Linked DNA regions of Homo sapiens: all the other regions are linked to region 2. A link is a loop called in an ENCODE intact Hi-C map of the cell type or tissue named here. Cell type or tissue: dorsolateral prefrontal cortex. All regions are shown on one strand. Links, peaks and the distances in the headings refer to the core of each region. The heading gives the core; the rest is flanking DNA.

Region 1 (8,050 bases), core at 1,176-6,175, 180 kb after region 2:
TCTTATTACCAATTCTCCCTTCTTCTAAGTGTTTATACATACATCACAGATAGAGGATTTTCCTGTGTTCCAAATAAAGATAGCACTTCTCAGGGTAAGGATATGATATAAAATTCTTCAGTTTGAGTTTTTGTTTTGTTTCACTTTCCCTACAAATAGATGAACAGAAGTCCGGGAGGGCACTTTGTTTGCATTTAGAATACTACAAAAGAAACAGAACAACCATTACTTCTATTAAAAGAGAACTTTTAAAGTCATTTAAAATTATATGCAGAAGAGAATGAATTAGATAAAAATATTTTGAAATATTTTATATTCTATTATTTCAAACATTAAAAAAAAAAGCAACACTGGCAATCTATATGCATGGGGGTGAAAAAGAATCTTGACCTCTGCCACACACCATACCTAGATATTAACACAGGAGAATATCTTCATGACCTTAACATAGGCAAGGTTTCTTAAGTAGACACCCACAAAAACCAATCATTATTAAAAGACAGACACAGAATACATTAAAACTAAAAGTGTATGCCATCGAAAGACACCATTAAGACAGTGGAAAAAGGTCGGGCATGGTGGCTTATACCTATAATCCCAACACTTTGAGAGTCTGAGATAGGAGGATCACTTAGGCCCAGGAGTGTGGGACCAGCCTGAGCAACATGGCAAGACTCTCAGTCTCTACAAAAAAAATTAAAAAGTTAGCCAGGTGTGGGGCGCATGCTTGTAGTCCTAGTTACTCAGGAAGCTGAGGTGGGAAGATCTCTTGAGCCCAGGAGTTCAAGGTTGCAGTGACCTCTATGATTATACCACTGTATAATATATACAGTGTATATTATACTGTATATGTATAACCTATGCAGTGTATATTATACTGTATATGTATAACCTATGCAGTGTATATTACACTGTATATGTATAACCTATGCAGTGTATATTATACTGTATATGTATAACCTATGCAGTGTATATTACACTGTATATGTATAACCTATGCAGTGTATATTATACTGTATATGTATAACCTATGCAGTGTATATTATACTGTATATGTATAACCTATGCAGTGTATATTATACTGTATATGTATAACCTATGCAGTGCATATTATACTGTATATGTATAACCTATGCAGTGCATATTATACTGTATATGTATAACCTATGCAGTGTATATTATACTGTATATGTATAACCTATGCAGTGTATATTATACTGTATATGTATAACCTATGCAGTGTATATTATACTGTATATGTATAACCTATGCAGTGTATATTATACTGTATATGTATAACCTATGCAGTGTATATTATACTGTATATGTATAATATATGCAGTGTATATTATACTGTATATGTATAATATATAGTGTATATTATACTGTATATGTATAATATATACAGTGTATATTATACTGTGTGTATGTATATGTGTGTTTACATATATACACACACACACTGTATATTATACCAGCCTGGGCCACAGAGCGAGACCGTGTTCTTAAAAAAAAGAGGGGGATGGGGGGATGGGGGCAGGCAAGCCACAGACTAGAAAAAAAAGATAACTGTAACATATATAACTAGCAAAGCGTTCATATCCAGAATACATTTAAAAAGCCTCTAACAATTACTTTTTCTTTTATTTTCTTTTTCTCACTCTGTTGCCTAGGCTGAAGTGCAGTGGCATGATCATAGCTCACTGCAACCTTTAACTCCTAGGTTCAAGTGATCCTCCCACCTTGGCCTCCCAGCCCAAGGTGCTGGGATTACAGGTGTGACCCACTGTGCCAGGCCCAAATTAGTTTTTGAAAAAGGGCAACCCAATAAAAAATGAATAAAAAAACTAGACACCTTCCCCCTACACATACACCCCCGATATGGTTTGACTCTGTTTCCCCACCCAAATCTCATCATAAATCGTAACCCTTACGTGTCAGGGGAGGGACCTGATGGGAAGTGATTGGATCATGGGGGCAGTTTCTCCCATGCTGTTCTCATGATGGTGAGTGAGTTCTCATGAGATCTGATGGTTTCATAAGGGGCTCTTCCCTGTTCACTTCTCTCTCTTTCCTGCCCCCTGGTGAAGAAGGTACTTGCCTCTCCTTCAACTTCCGCCATTAACTGTTAAGTTTCCTGAGGTCCTTCCAGCCATTTGGAACTGTGAGTCAATTACACATCTTTCCCTTTATATATTTCCCAGTCTCAGGCAGTTCTTTATAGCAGTGTGAAAACGGACTAATACACACACCCACCCACCCCCAATATCTATAGAACCAATAAAAATCTTAGTTTCAGGGAAATGCGAATTAAAATCACAATGAGCCCAAACTATACACCAACCACAACGGTTGAGCTTAAGACCAACAATAGCAAACGTTGACAAGGATGTGAAGCAATAAGAACTCTCATATATTGCTGTGGAAATATAAACTGGTATAATCTCTTTACAATTGTTTGCAGAATCTACTAAAGTTAAAACATAAATACCCTATAACTTATCCACTCCATTCCTACAGATTTACCAAAGCAAAAAAATACATGTAAATTGCACTAGAAGATGCACAAGAATGTTCATGGCGGCATTATTTGTAATTAGGTAGGAAAAAGAAAACCTGGAAACACAGCTGTCCAAAAACAGTAGTAGTATTAACTGTGGTATAATTATACAATGTAAAACTACATAGCAATGACCTCCTACATGCAAAATGATGGCTGAATCTCACAATCTTAAGTTAAACACAAAAGAGTACATATGATAAGCTACTATTTATATAAAGCTCAAAATGAGCAGAACTAAGCTAGAGTGTTAGAAATTAGGACAGCAGTTATTTTGGAGTGGGTAGGTAATAACTAGGAGGGGGAAAAGCGGGGGACTTGGGATGCTGACAGTATTTTGAGCTCAGTAGTAACCACTTGGTGATGAAGACTTGCATACCTTTCTGAATGTATGTTATATTCTAATAAAAGATCTGATTTTTCTTAAAAACTATGTGATTTAGAAAAACTAATGATAAACAGACAAATGTTTAAATTAAAATTTCTAGCATACAAACTGTTAACACCAATATGAACCCTTAACATATCCAGAGAGCATAGTCTTCCAGAACAAAACATTTGAGATTATTTCTAAATCTGATTTTATATTTAAGACTTTTAAGGCATAAAATTAAAACATAAAATGATTAAAGCATTAGGCAGTATGCTTTCTCCATTCTCCACCCTACTCTCAAAATTTATCTTCTGCCACTTACCTTTATTCAACCCTCACTGAGCTTCTCCCTGGTTCCAACATGCCGTTCCTTACCAACTTGCCCTGCCTGAAACAACTTCTCTGAACTCCAATCTAATTTTTTATTTGGAATCTACAGGACTGGACTTCTCCCCTACAAAAGGCATAATTAGTACGTTTCTACCTTGTTAATACTCCTCAAGACAACTTCACAAGTTGTCATTTGCCCAAGTAAGTTCCACGCTCCAACAGAGGGCAGTAACTCATCCATTTATACATTCTCGGTGTTTTCACACAGTAGAAAAATGGATGAAAACATGTACATATGTGTTTTACAGAAGAAACATATTACTTTCAATTCAATCAATATTTATTAAGTGCTTGTTAAGTACCTATGATACTTAGCCCAAATTAGGAAATCAGAAATAAAGTTACTTTGATCCAGCTGCATTTTGAAGTCCATGTCCTGCTATCCCTACTTTAGTTAGCACTATGATGTTCTGGAGCCATAAATACTGTAACTGTGATGCTTAGAACAGTTTCAATCATCAAAATTATTCTGCTTGGGAGGGTGTGTTAATCCCCACATGCTCAGGCTCCACTTTGCTCTTTTCCTTCCCTGGAATCGAATCTGCCCTCTTCCCCACATGTACCCCTCCAAAAAGACTTGGGAACCTTATCACTTCCTTCCTGGGTTGCTCCACTGTTTTCTTGCTGTTCAGGCTCAGCTCTGCAGTTCCTGCAGACTCCATGCTCCTCCCTTTCTTTGGGCCACTCAGTCCTTCCTCTGACCCACTGGTGAGCCAACCTTTCTTCTTTTCTTTGGCCTCTCTTCCATCAACAACTGGAAAAAGGGGTAGCTCGTATCCTCATAACCCCCTCTGCTCATTCTTCTAGCCCTTCTTTGCCTCTGGGTGCTCACATACACACATTCTGGCCAAGAAAGTAGTCAGGGGAGTGAGAGAAAAGAAAGGCAACAAGGAAAAAACGGTTAAAAAAAATAGAAAAAGTAAAAATATTAATGGTACTAGACATAAGTCAAAACAACACAAAGCCAATGTGTTCCTAGAGACTAGGAGTGATGCTCTGTGTATGCAAATGTGAATGACATAAAAGTTAAATATGAAATATGAGAAAAACAAGACATAGGTAAGAAAATGTGTTAAAATGCTGAAGAGACAGAAGGTAAATGCCTATGACTTGGAAAGAAATATGAGAAACCATGGACATAAAAACAAACAGAGGCCAGGCACAGTGGTTCACGCCTATAATCCCAGCACTTTGGGAGGCAGAGGCAGGCGGACCACTTGACGTCAGGAGTTTGAGACCAGTCTGGCCAACATGGGGAAACCCATCTCTAGTAAAAATACAAAAATTAGCCGGGCATGGTGGTGCATGCCTGTAGTCTCAGCTACTCAAGAGGCTGAGGCAGGAGAATCACTTGAATCCGGGAGGCAGAGGTTGCAGTAAGCCAAGATCACGCCATTGCACTCCAGCCTGGGCGACGGACGGACAGAGGGAGGCTCCATATACTAACTAACAATTTCTGCTTGATGCATCTCTTTAGCATCAAACCTACCAGGCAAAACATGTCACCTCAGCAAATTCACAATTAAAAATTAATTACTCAGAACAATTAATTAGAAATTAGCAGCCAGGAGTGGTGGCTCACATCTGTAATCCCAGCACTTTGGGAGGCCAAGGCAAGCGGATTACTTGAGGCCAGGAGTTTGAGACCAGCCTGGCCAACATGGTGAAACCCCGTCTCTACTAAAAATACAAAAACTAGCAGGGTGTGGGCACCTCTAATCCCTGCTACTTGGGAGGCTGAGGCAGGAGAATCACTGGGGCCCAGGAGAAGGAGGCTGCAGTGAGCCAAGATCATGCCACTGCACTCCAGCCTGGGAGATAGGGCAAGAAAGGGAAGGAGGGAGGGAGGGAGGGAGGGAGGGAGGGAGGGAGGGAGGGAGGGAGGGAGGGAGGGAAGGAAGCAAGGAAGGAAGGAATTAGCTGTAATTCAACTCTCAACTTAATTTGCACAAATACCAACAAAGGGAATTTCTGGTTAAGTAAAAGTGGATTTCAGCTGAACTTCTCTCTATGTCTCCTCCACCAACAGTGACAAGAGATTCTTACCCCTAAAGATTGAGTTCATGTTTACAAAAGCTCACTATTAAGTCATGCAAAGAATGCAGGTAGCCGGAGAAGCCAGCTCAGCATCGAATAGCTTCAAGGCACTCTAGAAAATAAAGCCCTACTCTAAATAGGTTATTATTAGGATCATAAGCAGAAACTCGCTAAACAACAAAACAAGTAACATGAACCAAAGTAAATATCAAACTGAGAGGGTTTTTACAACAGAGACTCTTCTTTTCATATGCTCCCCCGAGACAAACAGCCCATTCTTCAGCCACCCTCACTCACTTTCCCCTTGAGAATTTTAACTGCATATAATGAAAGATGTTATAGGTGAGTTTGTATGCATTATCCATGACTAATCTAGAAGCAGAAAAAAAGTTGAGATCACCACTATATACCTAATATTAACTATAGAGCCAGCTTTAAAACATAACTGAAGACTGAACTTACTAAAAATAATCAAACCACAAAAACTATACAGTTGACCCAAATAAATTACATTTTATGCAACACAAACTCTAAAGCGTTAATTTATAACGCAAACGAAGAACATTCGGATATCCCTGTTGTTCAAAACCTTCCCCACCTGTTCTCTGTCCCCAGAAGTGACAAGTGTGTAAAGGGCCTTCTATGCACTCTGCCTCCCACTGGATTCAGCCAGTGGGGGGTGGGGAGAGAAGAGAGTGTGGTCAAGGGTATCTATTCTCCGGACACCCTCCCTATTAGGTGGCCTCCAGCTGGCCGTGCCCTGGTCTGAAGTTCTCTCAAGGTGCAGTCAGCTCTAGCTAAAGGGTCTAGCATCTCCTGCTAGGTTCTATAAATCTCTTCTTCCACTCATCCCTTTGGGGTGTGGGTTAATAACATCTCCAGCAGTTGATAATTTCAGGCATTTTCTACACTAAACCTTGCAGTTCCCCAATACCCTGTCCACATCCTTCTAAAATTCTCCTGATTTAAGTGTGCTATTTCCTGTTGAGATCTTGACTATTATACTTGTTAAAAAGAGGAAAAATGTTTTAATGAACATTTAAGAGATATGTTCTGTTTATAAGCAGTAAGGCCCAAGCAAATAAACAAAAACCCTCAGCTATATTTTCAATATGAATACAGGTGAGGGAAGGTCAAAGAACTGCACTTCTGCTGTAGAACACACACTGTATTCTACAAGGGTATCATAAATAAATGGTTTATGATAGATGAATGGAGAGAGATGCCTGAAAGGGGGAAAATACAGCAGGAAGATCCGGGGAACCTGCACACTGTGCAACTATCATTCTTTCTATTCCAGATGCTCTCATTCTTTAGCTGTGCACCTTAAACACATCCTTTGAGCTCAGTTTCCTAATGTAAGGCATAGATTCTATGAGATGAACTCTGCGGTCCTTTCTAGCTTCAAAATTTTCTAAATAGTATGTCTGTCTTGTGATGACAGGTTAAAAAGAATGGATAATGCTTCTGAACAGGGAATATCACAGCCTCTCAGTGGCCTTTGTAACCACCTCAAGAGATGTCCCAGCCAACAGACTGTACATCCTCAGAGTCTTGCTACCAACAGTGGCCCCCATTAGTAAGTGAAAGCTCACTGATATAAACCAAATGACATAAAGTACATGAAACAAAATGTTATTTTTAGTATCCTTTCATTGTCCATTTTATACAATAGCCTATTTACCACTCCTCTGGTTCTTTTCTTCCTCTTTATGAGTGATTATCCAAGATCACTGCAGCTTCCCTTTCTTTCCTTAAAATCTCACTCATTGTCTGTGAACTCCATTCAGTAGAGAATATTTCAAAGCCAGAGGAAGGATGGGAAATTCAAATAAGTCAATTTTGCTACTTAATAATTGTACTAAAACATTGTAGCTTTGGAAGGGAGCTTAAGTCTAATTGCTAAAACTAAAATTTGCCAATTTTCTGAGTTTTGTTTTTTGTTTTGTTTTGTTTTGTTTTGTTTTTAAACATGCCCATTCTTTTCACAGGTATCTAGTGGACACACAAGAAGATCCAGGAACATCTGTTTTATTACCACTGGATTTCACTGGGGACCTTTCTGGCTCTTACAGGGGTTGCCTTGATCTGTGAATCAATCAGACACAGTGACCACCCAGACAGCTCAGCCACAGAGTTCAAAGAAGAGAAGGTGAGGCAAACTCTAGGAAGCAAATGAGCAATAAAAAACAAGAGGGAAAGGTTCATTTTTGCATAGGAGTTTTGCTAGAGTTGTCAAAGCAGGCCTATAAACGCTCATAATGCAAATACTTCAACAACATAACTCTAAAATGTTTCTGAAGACTTTTAAAAGGGTCTTTCTTTTCTTAGTAATTTAATATGTTCTACTTTAACAAAAGTAGGGCACTTCTGTGAGTCAACTCCCGTAAACTATCTCAGAGTTTAAATTTTGCTTCATAAGATATATCAGTGTAGACTAGGGAGTACCAAGAAGTAAAGGATTGTGTATTTTGGTCATTTTCAAAGAAAAATTTAAGAAAGATGCAAGATAGGACAAAAAGGATGAGTGGAATCATGCACACCTGGATCCCAAGCAAAGCAATTTAATTTCTTTCTGAATAATTTATAAAACATAATACCAATTTCTGAGGCACGTGGTGAGGTGTTAGTTTTGGGTCCAGCAGCATCAGGATCACCTGAGAACCTGTTAGAAAAGCAAATTTGTGGGC
Region 2 (8,050 bases), core at 1,372-6,371:
CTTCTGCGGAGCCTCCTGGGCATTGCAGCGCAATGGCTAAGGGCACTCCATCTAAGAACGAGCCTGTTTGGGTGGCAGGGAGGAGCAGCTTGCGGGATGTGGACATTTGCCCCTCTTCGTTCACTGGTGATGGGAAGTATTATCCTTCATAAGGCCAGCAGATGGGAGAGCCTGGAGGTCACTGCTGGACAGTAAGAACTTCCCACTGAGCCGGTTCTCAGGGGTCACACTGCAGGGCTGGGGTTTAGAGGCCCTTTGGAGCTCAGGGTTGGCCATTAGCAGTTATGTGTGGGGCTTGGCCCTCCCCAGCCCACTCTGTCACTCCACTGTGTTTGTTGGTTCTAAGTCTCCCCAGCACATTGTCATCTTTTAAACTGTGGTTTTATTGTCCATCTCTGGGAGCCTCTCCCACTGCACTCTGCCCAGGGTGAGTGCTCCACTTATGCATGGAGGTGCTCACCAGTTTAGGAAGGGGCACCAAGGAGCCTTTATCTTTGGAGCACCAGCAGGAACAAACACAACACCAACTCAGCAAAACAGCACAGTGGATATTCTGCCTAGAAACGGGTCTGAGGTCAACTCTTGAGATGGTGTCTGCTGTGTGACGCTAAGACAGCTGAGACTAAAACAGAATGGAAAGGAAACAGCCCTCTCTGGTCAAACTGCTGTTCTTGGCCATGTCCATCCATTGTCCTTTCTCTCCCCCCACGCCCCATCGTCCTTCAGGAAATGTCCCAGGAATAGTGACAGAATACACACCCAACACACCAGAATCTAAGGAATATAACAAAATTTAAATTTGAAAACTGGAGGACTCACAAAACTTTATGTCCTTATATGCAAACGACACACACAGGTGACACTGTAACACATGTCTGCTGAAGTTTTTGGGAAAAAAATCCTAATGGGCTTAACTTGTGAGAGATGGTGGTTTCAGCATATTGCTGTTCATAAGGAAGAAGTATGGCTTGTTGTTTGCAGGGTGTGCAGTGATATGACACATTTATTTATTTTTTCTTCTTTTATTATTATACTTTAAGTTTTAGGGTACATGTGCACAATGTGCAGGTTAGTTACATATGTAGACATGTGCCATGCTGGTGTGCTGCACCCATCAACTCGTCATTTAGCATTAGGTATATCTCCTAATGCTATCCCTCCCCCCTCCCCCCACCCCACAACAGTCCCCAGAGTGTGATGTTCCCCTTCCTGTGTCCATGTGTTCTCATTGTTCAATTCCCACCGATGAGTGAGAATACGCGGTGTTTGGTTTTTTGTCCTTGCGATAGTTTGCTGAGAATGATGATTTCCAATTTCATCCATGTCCCTACAAAGGACATGAACTCATCATTTTTTATGGCTGCATAGTATTCCATGGTGTATATGGATGTGACACATTTAAATAAGCTATTTTTAACCATCTGAAATGCTCTAGGAGGAGGTGTATTACAGCATTACAGTATTACAGATCATAAGGCAAATAAAATACATTTATTTTGTGTGCTTGATTTATTCGTGGCTTACAAGGCAATTTCTATTAAGTGAAAACTAGTTTAAGAAACTTTGAATGTTAATTGTGGAGCAGTTTTCTTGAAAATTCAGAAGAGCAAATCACTTATTTATGAGTTCAAGAAAAGTCAACATCTGGAGGTGTAGCATTTGGGAAAACCATCTTTGTTGCCATTTCAACTTTCTCTCAATAGGTAAGATTGGTAATTAGGGGAAAGTGCCAGCTTACCAGAATGGAATAAGACCTAAGAAACTGAATGACTAGAAAGTACCTGTGATTTCAGTGAAGGCAGTTTTCCTTCCCTGTCCTTAGAAAAGCGGAGGAATGACAATGAGAGCAATTCCAGTCATGAGCAGATGGAAGAAAATTCTCCAAGTGTTCTGTTGCTTCCCCCTCTGCACAGGATAGAAGAACACTGTGTTTCTGATTGGGCATAAAATGAAGGGACTCATGAACCGAAGCTGGAGAAATGCCATGATTGTTTATGGGTACTCACATCAGGGCTGGGGACAGCATAGCCTCCAGCTTTCTACCACACACCCCAGAAAATGGACGGCTGCCTTGAGGACCCATCTGCCAATTTCCTCGGCAGTGTTCAACCTTAGTCTTCCAGAAGGAACAGGACAATATATGGGGCCTCCACACTGGCTTCTGCCATTCATGTGGGCCCGTAGGCCATCGTCAGGCTGGCTCACACCCTCATGAGGTTAGCACAGCCACCTCCACACCAAGCCATTTTCTCAGGGCCCCGTGCTGGTGAGGCAGAGCCATGCAAAGTAGCCAGCTCTTTACTGGTGTTTCCTAAACACGTTGAATGAATGCACACAGTGAAGCAGGAGGGTGTGAGCGGTGGGGTGTGCTTTCCATCACCAGCCCAAAGCTTTGTCTGCTAGATGTAATTCCTACATTCACTTAGTGAGCAGGGCAATAGACTCGCCGTACTAAGTTGGAACTTTGTTGTAATTTTGGTGCTGAGTGGGGTGAGGCTTAGGGGAAAAAAAAAACCACCTTAGAGCCGTCTTTCAAATACATAGCAATAAGAATCAGTTCATGACAGATAAATGACAATAGTGAGATAAGAGTTTCCATAGACTAGTTTGCACAGTGTGAGTTAGGGGGATGCAATGAAAGAAAAATGAAATGGCAACAAATGAGAGAAGCCCATTTTCTCCATCATTACCAGTGCTTTTCCTTCTATAACAATTGTAATAAGTGACTTAAGAGTTTCCCATTTTCAAAAAGGTACTTTTTTCTTTCTTTTTTTTTTTTTTTTAAGAGTCAGGGGCTTGCTGTGTTGCCCAGGCTGGCCTTGAACTCGTTGGCTCAAGTGATCCTCTAGCCTCAGCCTCCCAAGTTGCTGGGACTAACTTCAGGCCCACAGTACCATACCTGGCTTAAAAAGGTGCTTTTGCTGCATTCCTCATTATTTTCTTTCAGACGCCCCTTAGTTCCTTCATTTGTAACAATGACAATATTTACACTTACATAAGGCTTTAGTATTTAAATTACTGCAAATACATGACCTAATTTGATTGCTGGAGAGGTAGGTAAGGCAGATACCAGAAACCCACACTTTATAGAAATTCTATCTTTTTTTAGGATGAGTTCATGTCCTTTGCAGGGACATGGATGAAGCTAGAAATCATCATTCTCAGCAAACTATCACAAGGCCAGAAAACCAAACACCGCATGTTCTCACTCATAGGTGGGAATTGAACAATAAGAACACTTGGACATAGGGTGGGGAACATCACACACCGGGGCCTGTTGTGGCGTGGGGGAGCGGGGAGGGATAGCATTAGGAGATATACCTAATGTAAATGACGAGTTAATGGGTGCAGCACACCAACATGGCACATGTATATATATGTAACAAACCTGCACGTTGTGCACATGTACCCTAGAACTTAAAGTATGATAATAAAAGAAAAAAAAATTTTTTTTGAGACAGAGTCTCTGTCGCCAGGCTGTTCCAGTCTCTGCATTCCAGGCTGGAATGCAGTGGCGTAATCTCGGCTCATTGTAACCTCCGACTCCTGTGTTCAAGCGATTCTCCTGCCTCAGCCTCCCGAGTAGCTGGGATTACAGGCATGCACCACTACACCTGGCTAATTTTTGTATTTTTAGTAGAGACGAGATTTCAGTATGTTGGCCAGGCTGGTCTCGAACTCCTGACCTCAAGTGATCCACCCGCCTTGGCCTCCCTAAGTGCTGGGATTATAGGCATGAGCCCCCGTGCCCGGCCTGAAATTCTATCTTGTGATAACATGTCAGGGATGAACTCAAAATACCCTTTGATGAATGTTCACATGATCAAATGGAATTCTTCTTCTCTCCCCTGCAGTGCCAGTGGTGAGGGGACTCTCAGGTGTTATCCTATAAGGTCCAGAACATGTTAACAGATGCTTTGTGTTTTGCTTTTTTTAACCATGGAAAGGGGAATTGGGAATTAGATGGACATTGAAGACAGACTTCTCTCCCAGCAAAACTATATGATTCTGGTTATCCATCTTAATATTTCTGCATGTCAATTTCCCATGGAAAATCAGGCTCATCACAGGAACCAGCTGTCATCACTTCTACTGTCTTACAAAGCGGAAACACAGCTTCTCGGCTATACTTGACAGTGGTATAGGAGTTTGCTATCATGTGTTTACGAAAATACAGTGATAAGAAACTTAAACACTTTGTTTCTTCTGGGAAAGTGAAGGAAGGATAAAGAGTGAAGCCCATTTCCACCCAAAGTCTAAGCTTACCAGCAGGTGGTGCTGTGACAAAAGCAATCAAGAGAAACCAAGGCAGGCAGGTGGGGTTTCTGGGTCCCAGAGATCGGCTCTGCTACCTCTCATCAAAGCCAGTGCTCGGGAGCAGGAGCGAAGGGCAGGAAGCTTGAGGGCAGCACAGGGCGGGCAGCATGCGCTGGATCCAACACCAAACAGTTTCTAGGGTCCTCGATCAGGGGTTCTTCTCCTAGCAAGGCTCACCACAGCTCTCCGCTTCCCGTTTCATTTCTTCCTTTCTCTCCCCTCAAAGCCCTTTCCCAATTATCTGGATTTCCAGCAGGAAGCAGGGAATAGAGCAGGCGGGAATGCCCTTCTCCCTAATACTTACCCTGCAGACACTGTGGCTTCAGGGATCTTCAAATATTAAGCACTTTAATATTCAGAAAGCACTTTCAGTTGTATAAGCAGCTCTACATATACTATTAGATGCTATCTGGATAAACAGAAATGCAAAGAAACTCCTCAGAAATAACTGAGGCAGCTCCTATGCAACCGCATGGAGACCTATCAGCTAAGTCTATGCCACTTTGGTCACTCAACATGTGCTTGACTGAATTACCTTTTCATCTAAATGCCCTACTTACCCCAAGCCTCCAAAGGGCAGTCTCACTCCAAGGTGCCTTACATGTAGTATGTGCACAATGGGACCGAAAAGAGACAATAAACCCAGCAGCAAGCACAAATAAACTGGAGGACTCAGGAAAAAAGCAATTCCAAGTCTCATACCCCTTTCTCCTGCAGCAGACACAGAAGTTAGGAAATGAGGTGTCCCTGCATCAGAGCTTGTGGGGCCCAGTGGCTGCCCCTGGCACAGAGTTGCTGTGGGGCCCATTTTAGAATCTGGAAGCGATTGCTGCCTCCGTGGACCACGCTCAGCCAGTTCTGACCACTCTGGAAGTGAGCTGCGGTGGAAGAGATCCACATACAAGGCCGGGGTGTGCTCCACCCCCGGGGACAGGTGAACCCTGCCCAGAGGGGGTTTAAGAACTGAGGAAGTCAGAGAAGCAGCCCAGACCTGCAGGAACTAAGGCGTCGGTGTGAGAGCTTGGAGTTGTCCACATCTGCTTCAACCCAGTGGGGCAGCCCGAGGGACAAGGTAAGGGGCTGGGAAGTGGAACCGGGGCAGGGGTCCCAAGGTGGTTTAGCTTCCAGTCTCAGCCAGAGCGCTCCGCCTGTACTGGGGAGTCAGCTTCCTTGGTCCCTGGGTCTCTCACTGGGCCGAGATGAGGCAATTCTCTTCCATGGCTTTAGTGGTTTCCAAAGAGCACTGTGTGCAAGTAGCCTGATGTGGAAATGAAGTACGGCCATTACGAAAACAAAGTCCACCCAGCGGCCTCCTAGAGGGGGACACAGAGCCCACCACCAAGTCTACTAGTTAAGAAATAAGAACTGCCCTGTCACTGAATTAGCCAGGTCCCACCCAAGGGCAGACCTAAAGAAGGAAGCCAGGTCTACATAGGAAGGTGGTCCATGTGAGATGAAGACCAACAGTATCTTCCACACAAGGTTCACACGTGTAGGGTGGGGGCGAGGTGAAGGCGGAGGTCCCTGTCTGTAAATGCAGTTGACTAGTAGCTGGGAATACTGGCTTTCTTAAGTACACACCGCTGCACCTACACGATTCCTGCTGGTGGTGGAAGGCAAGCCAACCAGCTTGATTGACCCTGTCCAAGTAAGAGGCAGGTTAACCTGCTTATGTGAGCTACAGGCCCCCCAGGAAAACTGAAAACTTCGCTTCGTGAGAGTAAAGTTGTCCAGGGATCTCCCCTATCTATGCAACCTCTGTCTATCCCCCTTCTCACATCTTCCCTAAGAAGTACCCAAACATCTTACCCTAAGTCATAAGAAGAAATAGAAAAGCTGTAAGATCAGGCCTGGCACAGTGGCTCACACCTGTAATCCTAGCACTTTGGGAGGCTGAGGTGGGCAGATCACTTGAGGTTAGGAGTATGAGACCAGCCTGGCCAACATGGTGAAACCCCATCTTTACTAAAAATACAAAAATTGGCTGGGCATGGTGGCGGGTGCCTGTAATGCCAGCTATTCAGAGGCTGAGGCAGGAGAATCACTTGAACCCGGGAGGCGGAGGTTGCAGTGGGCAGAGAACACACCACTGCACTCCAGCCTGGGAGACAGAGCGAGACTCCATTTCAAAAAAAAAAAAAAAAGAAAAGAAAAGAAAAGAAAAGCTGTAAGATCAGCTAATTATACTGCTTACCATTTGGTTAATTTCACATTTCATTCAATGTAGGTTAACTTACTGGATGTTTTTCTCTTAAAAAAAAAATCAGAAATATCTGATAACCCCAATATTCCATCCATTCTTTCTAAACGCAAGCTAGTGTGACTGTCTCCAAGAAACATCTGGCTGCTGAGACAAAAGCAGATACTTGTAAATACTTGTAAATTTCATATTTATTGTAACAAAAATTATGACATGTCCATTTGTGCATTCTGCTTGAGTATAACTCTGGGTATGTAAATGGCCTAATGGGGCACTATACAACCATGCTGATTGTGGCAGCAGTAAGGAACACAGTTAAAAGTGTCTGTCAAAGTGGGAAGGCTGGGACAGGGGAGGAAAATGGGTTCAGGGCCCTTGGGTGCAGGTTCTTGTCCAGTGGCCTAAGATCCATTTCCTCCGGACAGAAACACTGCAGCTGCTCAGCCTCCTCATTCAGTGAAGTGAGGGTGAGTTGTGAGGCAGGCAGGCTCCTCAGAGGGGAGGGGGAGGGGAAACGTCAGTTACTTGGGCTGTGTCCTTACGCCAAGACTACAAAACATCGTAAGCCTCACTATACAACACTGAGCTATTTACAATGGAAATTCTCAATCAGCTGTTCTCTCAGAGAAAATTAGTGAATCCCAGTGACTTAAGTCACCTGACAGAGTAAAGCAACTCCTAGGAGTTAGTCTCCATATTCTACAAATGTCTATTATTTTCAAGACAAAAACAAAACAAAACAAAACAAAACAAAACAAAAGCCTTTTCCCCCCAAAGAAATACAGAATTACAATATTATTAAATCATTTAGCAACGGCAGCCTGCCCTGCCTTCCAAACAAACAACAAAAAGCCATTTTAAAAAATATTACATTATCATTAACTGTTTCTCTGTAATATATTAAACCTTTTGTTCTTTGTCTTTACATATCTGATATGTTAGGGGGAGAAGTTAACAAATGTAAATCATATTGGTAAAGCATCACTAGAAGAAAGTGGTGATTACTTAAAAAAATAACCCAAAGAAAGAGAACCTACAGATTAGCTGCGATGACAGGTTGGGAACAGTGTCTGGGGGAAGGATGTGGAGTAAAACCCCTGGTTTAATGTGAGCCTGGGAGACTCTTGCAACTCAGTCTTTTGTGGTTAGTTTATTTGTTAAACAGCTCGGCTGGGTCATAGTGGCGTGTCGTAATAATCTGGCAGCTGGTCCAGCTGGTAGTGCCGCGGCAGCTGCGGCTGGAGCTGAGGGGGTGGTGGCGGCTGCTGCTGCTGCTGTTGCTCCTGGTGATGCTTCATGATTTCTTTGACCTCCTCTTCCAGCTCCGGGGGTATGATAAACTGATCATCAGGATCCGGCTGAGCCGGGGCAGCAAAATAGCCTCCAGGCTTTCGAAGAGGTGCGTCTGTAGCCACCTCTATCACATTGTGGCTCCTTTCCTGGGGCGCAACAGAGCCATTGGCCCTCCGGCGCCCAATGGTCCCAACGGCAGAGAAGTCTGCCTTCCTGGGCAGACCTGGCTCATCCTCGTTG
Region 3 (8,050 bases), core at 1,072-6,071, 66 kb after region 2:
GGCGTGGTGGCACATGCCTGTAGTTCCAGCTACTTGGGAGGCTGAGGCAGGAGAATCGCTTGAACCTGGGAGGCAGAGGTTCCAGTGAGCCGAGATCACACCACTGCACTCCAGCGTAGGCGACAGAGTGCGACTCTGTCTCAAAAGATCAAAAAACAAAAAACACCACCAACAACAAAAAACAATAACAACTAAGCTAACTCTGGGACAATTCATCTCCATCTCCCAAAGTCCCAAACATGTGAAAGCGGGAACAGAGAATCATAAGATAATTAAGCTAAGCCTGGCATGGGATGTGACCAGGTAGTAACAGAGCAGCACACTTCTCATCCTTGTTTTACACCTACATCCCCATGACACATGTTTATGGACAATGTAACCTACTTTGCTCCAGAGAGCAGCAAAGTTAATAAAGAATCTATAGGTTGCTCCTGACTCCATCGCCTACAAAATGGTCAGTAAAGTGGCTGGCAAAACTATTTCCTTCACAAATCTGGGACAGATACATACTCAGAAAGTTTATACAGTCTCAGGTCACGAAAGACAAAGATACAAATGAGGGAATATTTATAGACTCAGATGATAAACAAGACAAATGGCTTTACCTGTCAGCCTTCATCAGAAGGTTAGGTGGGAGCTCAAGGAGCTGGTTGTGTTGCACATCCAAGACCTCCACCGAGGTTCTTTCTAGCCTTTCAGGCAGCCTTGCCAACTGGTTGTGTCCTGCCAGTAGTTTCCGGAGACTGCTATTACAAAATAAGCTGTATAAAAAGGGACAAAAGACCAAAAAATGAAAAAGAGTAAAGAATACTTAAAATTACCTCTCCAAAAATCACAAATTCACTTGGAGCAACTACAAATTCATTTTAATATAAATTCAAACTTGAAACTATTTGTTTCAATACTTTCTATATACTCAAAAAAAGGAGGAAGGAAAAAACTATGTAAACAAATATTGAGCAAAGAAGCTCTACATAGCAAAAAACAAGTTCTATAGATGTACGCACTGAAGAGATCAGTCTAATCTTGTTAGGGTCACAAGGCAAGCTTTCAAAGGCTGCATGCTTCTCCAGAGTAGGGCTTGTATCTTGTATTGTCCCAGAATGCTGGGTGCTTTACCCATAAGAGATTCTGAGTAAACACAACTGAGCAGTCTTTACCTACAGGATCTGCATTAAATAAAGGGTTCTTCAATCAAACTTTTACAAATGTCCACTGAGAAAATGTTATGTTTTTCCTCAGTTGCATTTATTTCACAATCCTAATTATTTCTTCTTTGCCTCACTTCCCTGGCTGTATGTCTGTTTTTTCTAGCTTAATCCTAGACCAAGGTAGAGACTGTCTCCCGAAAGAGCAGCATGTACTTAATCCACTGTTTTCTTGAGAGACTTAAAGAGCTGTTTGGAAGCTTGGCTGTGTTTCTTGTAAAGGTCACCAGAACTGTCAGAGATGATGAATACTTGTTAATCTAATGTAAATCTACATTATGACCACTTCAGACTTCTCCAACATTACAGAGAAAACAGGCCCTGGGTTTAAACAGACATCTGGGGGGTGGGGAAAAGTGAGGTTACAATTTGCATCCTGATCACTTTAGATCAAGAATTAATTTATCAATCTGCCTAATTAATAAATTAATTTATTAATCTGCTGTCAAAGAATGAGGCTTCCTCATCCACCTCCTGTTTTCCACCATTCTGATCTCACTCACAAATGCCCACAATTTTTTAAAGTTAATTTTTAATTAACACAAATTAGCATATATTTATGGTGTAAAACATGTTTTAATATACGTATACATTGTGGGATGGCTAAATCAAGCTAATTATCATATGCATTACCTCACATATTTATCTTTTTTTTTTTGTGATGAGAACATTTATATCTACTCCCTTAGCTATTTTCAAGAATACAAGACATTGTTATTAACTGTAGTTACAATGCTGCGCAATAGGTCTCTTGAACTTACTCTTCCTGTCTAATCCAAATTTTGTATCCTTCAATCCACAAGAGTTAAAAATCTCCATAACATTAGGGAATAACTTTATTCACTTTAAATAGCAAATGGAGTTTCTTTGCTCACAAAGATGCTAGCAACCTGTCTCAACCCTGTGACACCACAGGCCCCAATTAAAGATCCCTGAGTTGGCAGGTTTAGCTATCAGTGTGACAAGACAGATTATCCAGGCCAGATTATCTATGCAGTTACCATTACCACAGGGCAGTCTCTGTAATGGTCACTCCAGCCTATTAGCTCAGCATGTGGTTCATCATATATATATATATATATTTATCCTTTACCACATAAATAACTAAAAGGTGATAAAATCTTTTATCTTTATTTTTCCAAATAAAAAAGATCAACTATAGGACGAATACTGAATGCTAATTATTGGGTTTAGTTCAATTCTTTTGGGTACTGTCTAAACATTAAAATACTTTCTTTCCTTTTCAATACATTTCCGCCTCTAATAATTTCTCTTTTGTCAAACTCTTTTTTTTTTTTTTTTTTTTGAGACAGAGTCTCACTCTGTCGCCCAGGCTGGAGTGCAATGGCGCAATCTTGGCTCACTGCAACCTCCGCCTCCTGGGTTCAAGTGATTCTCCTGCCTCAGCCTCCAGAGTAGCTGGGACTACAGGCGTGCACCACCATGCCTAGCTAATTTTCATATTTTTTAGTAGAGACGGGGTTTCACCATGTTGGTCAGGCTGGTCTTGAACTCCTGACCTCAGTTGATCCGCCTGCCTCGGCCTCCCCATGTGCTGGGATTACAGGCATGAGCCACTGTGCCTGGCCCTGTCAAACTCTTTATATACCTTACTTGGATAGACAAAGTATGAGTATTAAATCAATTTTAATGAATCATTGCCTTGCCTGAATTTTTTTTTTTCTTTTTCTTTTTAAGAGGCAGGGTCTCAGCTCCGTTGCCCAGGCTGGAGTGCAGTGATGCAATCATAGGTCACTGTAACCTCAACCTCCTAGGCTCAAGCAATCCTCCTGCCTCAAGCCTTCCAAGTAGCTGGGACTACAGGCACACGCCACCATATCTAGCTAATTTTATTTTTTGCAGAGATAGGTTCTTGCAGTGTTGCCCAGGCTGGTCTTGAACTCCTGGGCTCAAGCAATCTTCCTGCCTTGGCCTCCCAGCGTGCTGAGACTACAGGCAAGAGCCACGGTGCCCAGCCTTGCCTATTACATCAACAACAGGGCTCACACAGAGTTTGCAATTGAACAACACTATAAACAGAAAAACAATGCATACTCTTTTTGTCCCACATGTTAAACACACACACACACACACACACACACACACACACACACAAAGAATACTGTTTAAATTCTTTAACAATAGAGCATTTGGGATTTGCATTGAATAAGCATTTGTTTAGATTCTCAAAAAGCCTGTTCTGATACAGAACAAATTAAAGATCAACAAATTTGGGAGGAAAATTGGATAAAATGTCAGTTATCTTGAATTTGTTTGTTTATATATATAAATATATAATATATAAATATATAATATGTTAATGTATAATATATACAAATATAAAAAATATATAAAATATATCTTTGTAGCCTTCAGCAAAACAGAGAACTTGGATGCCAATGTGCTATCTGTGGGATTGAGGGGTGGAGGTGGGAAAGAGAACAGAGAAAATAGAAAAGGCTAGGTGTGGTGGCTCATGGCTATAATCCCAGCACTTTGGGAGGCTGAGGCAGGCGGATCACCTGAGGTCAGGAGTTCAAGAACAGCCTGGTCAACATAGTGAAACCCCGTCTCTACTAAAAATACAAAAATTAGCTGGGCATGGTGGTGCGTACCTGTAGTCCCAGCTACTCGGGAGGCTGAGGCACGAGAATTGCTGGAACCCGGGAGGCAGAGGTTGCAGTGAGCCAAGATCGCACCACTGCATTGCAGCCTGGGCAACAGACTGAGACTCTGTCTCAAAAAAAAAAAAAAAAAAAAAAAAGAATAGAAGGAAAGAAAATAGAAGAAAAGATAAGGTAAAAAATTTTTTTCAACGAATTATTTTTTTCCCTACTGTTTTCATTTTTCCTGTTCCTCTACTAAAAGGGTCATGCATGGACACACACACACACACACACACACACCCACCCTCTTGTTAATGGTGATGGCTGCAATGGGTCACTTGAATGCTCAGTCAACATAATATTCTAGGGCAGAAAGCACTTTCAAATGGATCGTATTTACAGGTAAAATGTATTGCTGCAGAACATAATGAAATTAACAGAGCTTTTCAGGGATGAAAATATAACTCAGATTTCTTTAATAAGAGCTACATTCTAACACAGTGTTATCAAATATAAGCCACATGTAATTTTAAATTATCTAGTAGCCACATTAAAAGAAAGAATAAAAGAACAAGTAAATGAATTCTCAGAGTATTATTTCATTTAACCCAGAATATACCCCAAATATTAACATGTAATTAATGTACACTATTATTAATATTTTATATTCCATGTACATTTTACACTTATAGCACTTCTCAATTAGGACTAGTCACATTTCAGGTGCTCAACAGTCACTTGGCTAATGGCTGGCTGGGGGCTACCATACTGGACAGCTCAACTCTAACATGTTTACTAGGCTTACCAAGCAAGTATATCTTCTGGGTAAGGAAACAGGAATGGTGATCACATACCTTTAAAGATTGTGCACTAAAGTAAAAGTTTACTCCAAAATGGTGACATACTTCTATAATATTTTCACTGATGTTTCTGACTACACATAGCTAAAAATAACTGACTTCCTCTGTTCAGTGACTGGCTGAGAATGGTGGAAATAATAAGACCTGGGTTGAGGCAGCCACAAGTAACTATATGAATTTGTTAATTGGAATTAATGGATACACAAAATTCAGTTCCTCAGTCACATTAGCCACATTGCAAGTGCTCAATAGCCACAGACGGCCAGTGGATACCATACTGGCCAGCACAGATGCAGAGCACTTCAATCATCACAGAAAGTTCTACAGGACAGCACTGGATAGACTCTTGGTTACTAACTGCATGGCTAGTCACTAAAAGTCCACTAATATTTTGGACCATGATTAGTCAACTTGAAAATATCTGTCTGTATTTACAGACAATAGAAGTCATCGCGTGGCTGTTTTGCAAATCCTGCCATTGAAGTGAAAATTATAAAATAAAAATAAGAACATATTTAAGAGAGAGAAGGAAAGAGAAGTTCTTGAACCTTCTACTCCCAAATTTCACAACAAGAAAAAGAGAATCTAGTTTGCTCTTTCTAGGTTTCATGACCTAACCATCTTTTTCCCCCGTCAAAGTTAAAGTCTAGGGAGAACAAAAGGTATTTATGGTTAAAGTAGACATGTTAAGTCAATGAACAGAGGTGGAAGATTCTGAAAGACTTAAGATTCCAGAAGTGGGCCAATCATATTGTTTGCTTCAAAGATTGTTTTTGGCTTACTTAAAAATTTCCACCAAGCACCACTGCCTGCATGGTTTTGAAAAGTCTGGCTGACAGTCAAAGCCTCACTCTACTCCTCACTGCACTGCATGAAGCAAGTGTGTAACTTGAAGACACCACATGGGGTAAAAGACACCATATTAGTTTTTAAAGCAAACTCTTTTAGGCTTATGATACCAAGTTAAACACTGAATCAGCAATTTTTAAAATTGCTCATTTATTGTGAGATCCTCTCATTTGATCTGTAATACTCACCGGGCAGGAAGTTCACATATTTGATTATGGCCAATATCCAAAACTTCTAGCTTTCGGCTTTCACATACCCACTCAGGCACATTTTCTAAGCGGTTCCTAAATGCAAGAACATAAAAGTAATTGGTTGAATTTGTCCTCAAATGTGGTTCTAAACTCAAATTGATTACAAAGAATAAATAAAACCTCAAATAAAATACCAAAGTACCAAGGGCATAAATCGAAAGAATGTGTGGATTCGCTTTTCTCTAGAAGCAAGATGAATTGTGATAGGGAGAAGAAATAAAGAAAAAGTAAGGAAGAGGCAGAGCACAGTGGCTCACGCCTATGGGAGGATCACTTGTGCCCAAGAGTTCGAGATCAGCCTGGGCAACAAAGCGAGACTCCATTTCTACAAAACATAAAAAATTAGTTGCTCATGGTGGCATGCACCTATAGTCCCAGCTACTCAAAAGGGTACAGTGGGAGGACTGCTGGAGTAGAGGAGTTCGAGGTTTACAAGTGAGCTATGATCTCATCACTGCACTCCAACCTGGGTGACAGCATGAGACCCTATCTTTAGGTTAAATTAAACTTTTAAAAAGAAGGAAGGACATAGTTACATAGTCTGTATCATCTCTAAAGTCTAAAAAAACAGTCTAGCTCCAAATTTACTTTCCTAAAGGGTCTATAGACCTATGCCAAGTTCAGGGAGAATATGTGTTATATTGAACATAAAAACACACGAAGTCAATGGCATATCATAGTTTTATTTTCAAATTTGTATTTTTACACTTAATATTAAAATATTTCCCAACTCCAGCTGTCATCATGAAAACACAGCCATGGACAAATGGGAAGGGAGAGAAACAGTTTTAAAATGGTGGCAGTGAAAAGTTCACTGACAGTTAAGACTCAGAATTAATTATTTAAAAACATTTACTTGGGCACTAGATGGTAATTACAGTTACTATAAAAAAGAGAACTAGGCCAGGCATGGTAGCTCATGCTTGTAATCCCGGCACTTTGGGAGGCCCAGGCTGCAGATCACCGGAGGTCAGGAGTTTGACACAAGCCTGACTAACATGGTGAAACCCTGTCTCTACTAAAAAAATACAAAAATTAGCCGGGTGTGGTGGCACATGGCTATAATCCCAGCTACTCAGGAGGCTGAGGCACGAGAATCGTTTGAACCCGGGAGGCGGAGGTTGCCGTGAGCCAAGATCACACCATTGCACTCCAGACTGGGCAACAAGAGCGAAACTCTGTCTCAAAAAAAAAAAAAAAAAAAAAGAGAGAGAGAGAACTAAACTAATGGTGTCTTTAACTATTAAATGAATTGATCATTACTTAGATAAACTACTCTATTTGAATGTGTCCCTAGTCACACTGGTTAGCTTTTTACTTTCTTTTTAAAATACATAAAATGATCAGGCACAAAGAATTTCAAACAGTACGTACATTATGACAATTCTTTATACACAGATGAGTAATTCTGTGAAAACATGATGCTTGGGATAAGAATTATAAGATATTACAGCAAAAGGAAAAATAATTTTGATGTTAGGGTGGTGGAATTATGCACTATTTATGTTCTTTAATTTTGCAATTATATCTACTCCTCAATTAAAATACAGAAATAGAAGGAATTATTTTCTGCTTAGTGTCTGTATAAGCACATACAGTTCTGGATTTGAAGCCCTAAACATTGACATGCTCATTTTTTTTTTTAATTGTTAATATCTAAAACATCTCAACAGGATAGGGGATTGAAAGTATTCTTTAGTAAAAACAACCCCAACATACAAAAATTAAAACTTCTGTAAGTGATAAAATAACTTAGAACTTTGCATGGAGGAACCTGACCTAGTAAACACTGTGATAGGTGACAGCACGGGAGGTGGATGAGGTAGTGTGTTATAGTGAAGATTCTGGGCATGAGAGTGGCCACAGGAAGATGAATTATCATTTAAGAGGCAGAATTCAGAGACAAGCATGACACAAGAGTTTCCAATTCAGTCTCACTTAGGGGTTTCAATGGCTACCATTTGCTGATTACACTGTTTTTAAAAAGTAGTTTAACTCTATGACTAATTCTTGAAAATACATCTGGGCCGGGCATGGTGGTTCATGCCTATAATCCCAGCCCTTTGGGAGGCCAAGGCGGGTGGATCACTTGAGGTCAGGAGTTCCAGACCAGCCTGGCCAACACGGTGAAACCCCATCTCTACAGAAATACAAGAAAATTAGCCAGGCATGGTGGTGTGTGCCTGTAATCCCAGCTGCTCAGGAGGCTGGAGCAGGAGAATCATTTGAACCCAGGAAGTAGAGGTTGCAGTGAGCCAAGATTGCGCCACTGCACT

Evidence for each region. Peaks named below come from ENCODE experiments on the same cell type or tissue, not always from the same donor. Only the 100,000 strongest peaks of a DNase experiment are listed, where the experiment ranks them.
Region 1: it touches region 2 in a loop (4-fold over the local background); 3 of 110 quality-filtered maps call a loop at or near these places.
Region 3: it touches region 2 in a loop (4-fold over the local background); 5 of 110 quality-filtered maps call a loop at or near these places.

Annotation. Positions count from the first base shown.
Region 1 is chr18:62,798,178-62,806,227 of GRCh38, reverse strand. All of the region lies in intron 1 of PHLPP1 (PH domain and leucine rich repeat protein phosphatase 1), which reads right to left. Among named protein-coding and RNA genes, the nearest start is that of PHLPP1, 87 kb to the right of the region's middle. In dorsolateral prefrontal cortex, for the core only: CTCF peaks have their summits at 3,319 and 3,524 (motif pointing right); no DNase peak of the experiment used is centred there; H3K4me3 peaks cover 709 bases; H3K27ac peaks cover 3,768 bases.
Region 2 is chr18:62,979,074-62,987,123 of GRCh38, reverse strand. PHLPP1 (PH domain and leucine rich repeat protein phosphatase 1) reads right to left here. Exons shown (of 17, transcript NM_194449.4): 17 at 6,691-8,050. The coding sequence ends at 7,693. Among named protein-coding and RNA genes, the nearest start is that of PHLPP1, 270 kb to the right of the region's middle. In dorsolateral prefrontal cortex, for the core only: CTCF peaks have their summits at 4,062 and 4,271 (motif pointing right); a DNase peak (open chromatin) is centred at 4,303; H3K4me3 peaks cover 743 bases; H3K27ac peaks cover 5,000 bases.
Region 3 is chr18:62,912,670-62,920,719 of GRCh38, reverse strand. It overlaps PHLPP1 (PH domain and leucine rich repeat protein phosphatase 1), which reads right to left. Exons shown (of 17, transcript NM_194449.4): 9 at 5,712-5,807; 10 at 606-761. Among named protein-coding and RNA genes, the nearest start is that of PHLPP1, 200 kb to the right of the region's middle. In dorsolateral prefrontal cortex, for the core only: no CTCF peak of the experiment used is centred there; a DNase peak (open chromatin) is centred at 3,169; H3K27ac peaks cover 5,000 bases.